2 separate regions of the Mus musculus genome follow, and region 2 is linked to region 1. Evidence: chromatin contacts called from ENCODE Hi-C or POLR2A ChIA-PET data. All regions are on one chromosome and are shown on one strand. The core of a region is the stretch at or near the end of the contact, and the rest is flanking DNA. Distances in the headings are between cores, read along the strand shown.

What was found. A loop is a pair of places that touch in the nucleus more often than their neighbours do. ChIA-PET counts read pairs that join two places held with the same protein, here RNA polymerase II (POLR2A).
Region 2: a map of heart shows a loop between it and region 1 (2.9-fold over the local background). The contact joins the enhancer-like site here to the promoter of BC031361 in region 1. A Hi-C loop is called at or near these places in 12 of 37 maps with a recorded cell type or tissue (Patski, gastrocnemius, heart and 1 more). POLR2A ChIA-PET finds 5 or more read pairs at or near these places in 4 of 5 experiments (Patski and embryonic stem cell).

Annotation. Positions count from the first base shown.
Region 1 is chr16:38,087,677-38,090,926 of GRCm38, forward strand. It overlaps BC031361 (cDNA sequence BC031361), which reads right to left and starts at 1,584. Exons shown (of 1, transcript NR_033221.1): 1 at 1-1,584. It overlaps Gsk3b (glycogen synthase kinase 3 beta), which reads left to right and starts at 1,325. Exons shown (of 11, transcript NM_019827.7): 1 at 1,325-2,937. The coding sequence starts at 2,850.
Region 2 is chr16:38,130,154-38,133,403 of GRCm38, forward strand. The region is part of intron 1 of Gsk3b (glycogen synthase kinase 3 beta); the gene reads left to right. Among named protein-coding and RNA genes, the nearest start is that of Gm25617, 26 kb to the right of the region's middle. Within about 2 kb of position 1,803, at least 1 of the 3 ENCODE cell types and tissues checked has a DNase peak (open chromatin) inside an H3K27ac peak, as active enhancers do; it is heart, where a contact is called at or near this core.

The sequences.
Region 1 (3,250 bases), core at 334-2,833:
TGGACCCCCTTAAGGGCATGGATGGAACTCCCGTTTCCACATCATCTAACATTCCTATTGTCTTCCACCAGGCCGGTGTCATTCGCTTTATTTGCCAGGCCTCTACAGACATCTGAGTCTGCAAACACTATCCAGACCTTTACTGGCTCCCTTCAAAGCTTACTTTGTTCTGTCCCAAGTCCCTCATCAGATTTTAAAGCAATAGCTAAGCAATCTGATCAAGTACGTGTACTTTTACATGTGCTTTCTGGAGATAGCATCTCAACAGAAAGAGATGACTATGCGGGTGGGTATTACAAGTATCACGGGATTACAGTCAGGATTGCCAGTGTCCACTCTAACTTACTCTAGTCGTAGTAGCCACGCCACACAGCTCTCGGATGGACCAAGGCAATGGTCTCCTTTGTAGAACAATGGACGCTGGACTACATGTGAAACCTACTTAGGCAGCAGTGTGCTGATCATCCAATAACACTAAAAACTGCTGCGAGCAATTCTGACTTGAGCTTCCTCCTAGGATTCGAGGTACTGTCCTGACCACATTTCCCCTCACCTGTTTTCGGGGCTGCTTTTGCGCTGGACAGTCGCGCCCATGGACCGCGCTCATCTAGCATGAGCTCATCTCTCGGGGGCGTTTCCAGAAGGCCTGGTCTGGCCTTGTGCGCCTGCTGCAAAGGGCTCCCCCCCCCCCCCCCACGAGATCAGCGGCCCCCCGCGATGGGCGGGCGCGGCTGCCCAGAGGCTCTCCTTCTCTGGAAGCTTTGTTCCCATTTAAGCGCTAGAGGGTTCGGCCCCGGCCACGGCGCCCTACGTCTTTCAGAGAATAGACGTTCTCATAGGCTCAGCACGCGCGGTGGGGAGCCTCGGGCGCACTTGGTAAGCCGCGCCCCGCGGAGCTCCCGGGAATGGGGACGGCCTCACGCCCCACTAGAGCGCTCGGGGCCCGACCCTCCGACCGCAGCATTGTCGGACCGGGCTGCACAGCCAGCACGAGCGTCGGCTCGGAAAGCAGATGCAGGCCGACCACTCATCCCGTCCGCCCGCTTAGGGACCACCCGAGGCCAATCCCACTGCAGCTAGGTCTTGCGATTGCACAGCAGTGAGCGCCTATTGGCCGCCGCCACGGGCTCCTGCACCCTCCTTCTCCCTTTCGAAGCTCCCCTCCCCCCGCGCTCCAGCTCGACGCTGCAGACCAATGAGATGGCACTTTATAGGTGCCCTCCCTCCGCTTTCTTCTTCTCCCCGCCTCAAAGAGGGAGGGGAGGCTCTGACTGGCCCGATGTCCTCGGAAGCCCCCTTCCCTTCACCAATCACCGAGAAAGGTACACGCCCAGCGGAGTTGTCCAGCCAATGAGGAAACGGGCGCGGCGCCCAGCCGTGCAGTTCCTCCCGCGACTCGGGAGTTTCGCCGTCCTTAACTCTTGAGGCTTTTCCCTGAGGGCCAACAGCTCTGATTGGCCACTGTCGCTATTGTCGACTCTTCTCTCTAGCCAGCCACAGGACAAGGAGAACCCTCTTCCCTTCTGTTCGGCTACCTTCGGCATTCCTCGTTGCTGGGGCGTGGTCTCCCAGCGGCGTCTCCTCATTGGTTATCCAGGTCGCTCGGCTTTTTCCGGCAGGAGCTGCAAGCAAGCGACGTCTCTGATTGGTTCCGGCTTGGGTTTCGGCTCTACAGCCGAAGCTGGCGGGCGCGGGCTCGGCGAGCGATTCCCAGACGCCTGTAACGCGGGCGGCGGGGCGCTGGGCGGTGTAAGGGCTGGGTGGGGGAGGAAGGAGGCGGAGGACGAGTAGGAAGGGGGAGGGGGAGTGGGGAAGGGCTAGGCGGCTGCGCAGACGGCGCGCCTCGCACAGAGCAGCCCCCGACCCGGCCGAATGCGGGCTTGTGTCGCCGCCGTCGCCGCCGCCTGGGCCGAGTGACAAAGGAAGGAAGGCAGCAAGGAGGAGCCGGCCTTGCAGCCGCTGACAGGGCTTCGGGCTCCGGGCACAGCGCGGACACTTCCCGAGCAGCCGCTGAGCAAAGGCGAGGGGCGGAGGCCGGCCGTGCCGGGGCCACGGACGGGGGAGGGGACCCCGAGGGACGGAAGCGGTTGCCTGGTTCCCATGTCCCCGGCGTATGGGGAGCAGTCAGGGAGCCGCTGCCTGGGGTCTGAAGGGAGCTGCCTCCGCCGCCGCTGCCGCCATGGCCGCTGGATCCAGCCACCGCCTGCAGCTGCTCCTGGCGCAATGAGGAGAGGAGCCGCCGCCACCGCCCGCCGCTGACTCGCGACTGCGCTGCCCTCCGGTTCACCCGGCCGCCGCCGCCGTCAGACCGCCGGATCCCGCTGCTGCCGGAGCCGCAGCGTTTGCCGTCGCATCTCCGAGCCATCTCCTCCCTCCTTCCCATCCCCCTTCTCTTCAAGCGTGAGGCTCGTGATCCTTCCGCCGCTTCCCTTCTTCATTGACTCGGAAAAAAATCCCCGAGGAAAAATATAATACTCAGAGTACTTATTTTCAATCAAGTATTTGCCCTCGTTCACGTGATATATATATATTTTTAAGGATTCCACTCCACCCTTTTTCTCCTCTTCCAGGAAAGGGAGGTGAAAGAATTGTATTTTTCTCCCAGCTCTAAATCATCTATGTGTTAAATATCCGTACCGATCTGTCTTGAAGAAATACATAGCTCCTTTTTTTTTTCCTTCTTCTTAAATAGCTATACAAAAGGAGTGAAAAGCCAAGAGAACGAAGTCTTTCTTTCTCTTTCTTGCGGGAGAACTTAATGCTGCATTTATCATTAACCTAGCACCCTAACATAAAACAAAAGGAAGAAAAGGATTAAGGAAGGAAAAGGTGATTCAAGAAGAGCCATCATGTCGGGGCGACCGAGAACCACCTCCTTTGCGGAGAGCTGCAAGCCAGTGCAGCAGCCTTCAGCTTTTGGTAGCATGAAAGTTAGCAGTGAGTATCGATTTTATTTTACACCCTTCCTCCACCTTACCATTTAGATAAGAAACCTCGAAATACCAGGATCTTACACTAACAGACCTGATAGAACAGTCAGTGGTCGTGGAAAAGGGCAAAACCAGCCTTGAGTCAAGAAGAGGCAGGCTCCTTTTCCTCCTCCCATTCCCGTACCCCCTCCCCCCGCCTCATTAACCTTGGATTGAGAGAATATTAGTTTTATTTGCCTGATTGGATTTGAAACTTCTTTTCTTACGTTCTCCGTGCTGCTGGTAGTCTTTTCAAGTGCTCCAGTGCCTCCGGGTTAAGC
Region 2 (3,250 bases), core at 553-3,052, 43 kb after region 1:
CTGCCTGGCCTTTAGGTATCACTTAAGTGATTGGTTTGTGTATTTGGGTATTGTATATCTGGTAGATTACTTTTTGGTCTTGAGTTTAAATGAGACACTTCACTTTCTTTATCTCTTTTTTTAAAATTTTAATTCACTATTAAAACAAACAGAAAAAAAAAAACAGACAGAGGGCTGTTGTGTGAACTCACAGTCTGCCTCTGCCTCCAGTTTTCTTAATTTTTCTGAGCCTGTTTTTTTCTAATTTGTCTATAGATGCAGCTTTCTTAATTTAAAGAAGCTATTATTGGATTGTTGTGTAGTATTTATAAGAATTCACTTTTGGAACGTTGAATCATCTTAGTTTTCCTGTTTATCTCCAGGAATCCTTTAGTCTCATCAACTCTTGCTTTCTGCGTTTCTCTTTCTCCCATCCGTTCTGCCTCCACTGAGCATGTCTCTTCTGTTCTTTGCCGATACATGATTATTAGTTCTATGATTGTCCTGCTAGCTAAAGAATACTTGAGAACTGGGAGTCTAAAAATGGCCCTTTGGAAAAGAAGGAAGTTCAAGGGCTTAGGCAAAACACTGTGGCTGTGGACTGGAGAAGAGTGGTGCTTCCCAGGCCCTGAGGCGGAAAACTCTACGTCCTAGATTTGGTTCTTTGACCTTATTGCTTCGAGGGTAGATAGCTCTCACTGTATTCTCACATGTCAGAGAGAGATAGACAGAGACAGAGAGACAGAGAGAGACTGCTAGCTCATGACATCATCTAAATTTGGCCCTACAGCCTGACATCAACCTGTTGTTACTTAAGAGTTCCAACCTATGACTTGTAAGGGGAGCTCAAATATTTAGTCAGGAACGGTATTCATGTCGAGTTCCTGCAACTTAGAATGGTACCTTACCTGTGAAATGAGTTTTTGTAGATTGCAGTTAATTTAAGAATTTTGAAATAAGGCCATCTTAGATGATCCATTGGGACAGATATCCTTAGGAAAGAGAGCAAACAGGAGAGATTTAACCAGGGAGGTGGACTGTCAGCGCTGTCGGGGTACAAGGCAGGTTCTGGAGAAACAGGAAGGAGTCTCAGGCCTCTGAGGTGCAGCCTTGTTGTTGGTGTTGCCAGTTTGAATTTCTGGTTTCTAACACTGAGAGAGAATTATTTTTGTTTTCTAAGACACCCAGCTAGTGGCAGTTTGTTACTATAGCAAAACAACAACAACAACCAGTCCAGTGCAGAGACCAAAACAGATCTCTTGTTTTTGCTCGTTATTTTCTCACATTTACTTTGGACTCTTCTTTACTTCGTGTTCCTGTGTTCTCCTGTAGCATCTAAATCTAAATTGGAAGGGGTTTTTCTCTACTTGTATTTTCTTCCATCTGTAGGTTTTTGTTTGTTTCTTTGTTTTAAAGAAAGAGTCTCACCTCGTAACCAAAGTTAGCATTGAACTGCCAAGGACTCAGAAAAGAACTGCAGGTGTGCACCACTGTACTCTGAGGTCAATTACAGTTTTAGTTTGTTGTTCATATCTTTTTTTTCCTGTACTATGTTTGCGTCTTAAACAAACAAAAACCTCAGACTTTTTACGTGGTTTAAACTGAGCTATGTCTTTAGTTGTCAGTGACTTCTTCCTGGTTCTTTATTTCCTTCTTCTGGGTCTTTGTCCTTTATGACTGTGGCTTGTTTTAACTCACTCTTGTGACCCTTGAGGTGTAGCAGTGAGGTAAAGAAAAGCCTTCCAGATGGCTTCAGTATCAGGGGGACATTCTTTGTTGGGTCTGTTTCTTCCCTCAGTGTAGTTCAGTGACGAGGAGTAACAGGGCTTGGGGGCAGGGTAAGAAGTGACGTGTAGGAGGCCCTTCCGCTTGTCTTCTTCCCCTTTCCTGCCTCCTTGGGTAGCTGCTGGATTGAGAACTGTCACAGACAGTTCTCAGGGAACTCGATGCTGCGGGAGGAAACAGAGCGGCGACACGAGCGGGTTTTCCTTTCTCAGCCTGGATGGTTTTTACAGATTAAGACAGCATATGTGTTTTGATTTCACTCACTATCATTGTTTTCTAAATGTAGCTTGGTAAACTGTCTGATTTTACAAATGATTTGTTCAATTAGGAGCTTTTCGATTCTCGTCCGTCGACTTTAAGTCCAATTGAAATATCTGACTGGAGATGACAAAAATATCTGAAAAGGAAAGAATTAGAGACATTTGGGCCATCCAGGGCTGACCTGAGCATTGTGGGAGGTGCTCTGGAGGGCTGACCCCCAGCAAGGTCAGGGCTGAGTCCTGCACGACTGTGTCTTTTTTCTTTACCAAGAGCCCAGAGAGCATTGTTTCTACTGCAGCTTTATGGGGAGAGACACAAGTGCCTTAGCTCCGTGAACTGACGGAGTTGACTCTTCTGGATCAGTGAGCTTTGGTCAACATACATAAGACTAGCTTAGGAATTTAATATGTAAGTTAAAGGATCCAACAGAAAGACTGGGGTATTTGGGGAAGTGGTTAGGAAAGTGACTTTATTCATGTATGATGTCTCTTAGACATGAAGTTAATGACCAGGCTTTTGTTATCTGGTTACTTTTCATAGTTATATGCTTACATATGAAGCTATTAGGTAGTACTTCATTGAAATTCTAAAATTTCAGTTTTTGTATCTTAGGTGTATTTTCCTAGGCTGTCCTATAAAGAACTGAGCAGTGGTTACTATAAATATTGTGTATTCTCAGTGACAAATAAGAAGTTGACTAATAGCAAGTAGAAGAGGGAGGGGCACTGGAAGTGGAGAGCTGGGGGAGACTGCGTCGGCCTGCTCTCACAGCAGCTGTAGAGCATTGCTTTGTGGAGTGCTGGGACAGAAGCGAAGCCCTGTGCTTGCCTTTACTACCTGTGCTTAAGCTTGGGTTTAGATTTGGGGGTTTAGAATGAAGTCTGTAGGGAAAAGAAAGGAAGACCGCCTCCCATCTCCCCCCCCCCCCCCCCCCCCCGTAACTAAGATTGAAAGAACATTGTAAGATAGCATAATCTGAGGTGTGTTTGAAAAATTGTCTGGGATTGATTTCACTGATATAAAAACATTGCAAGGAAGGGGGCGGTTTATATGTGAATGATTACAGATGTCAGAATATGGCGATGGTAAGTGTTGGGCTGGCAGGCCTGCTGCTGCTCAGTAGCTGCTGCTGAGTGTCTGGAGTCTGTTCAGATGGGGGGGGGGGTGGCGGGCAGCGTACTTCCTTACCATTTTTATTTGAATAGTCTGACATCAAAGATATTAG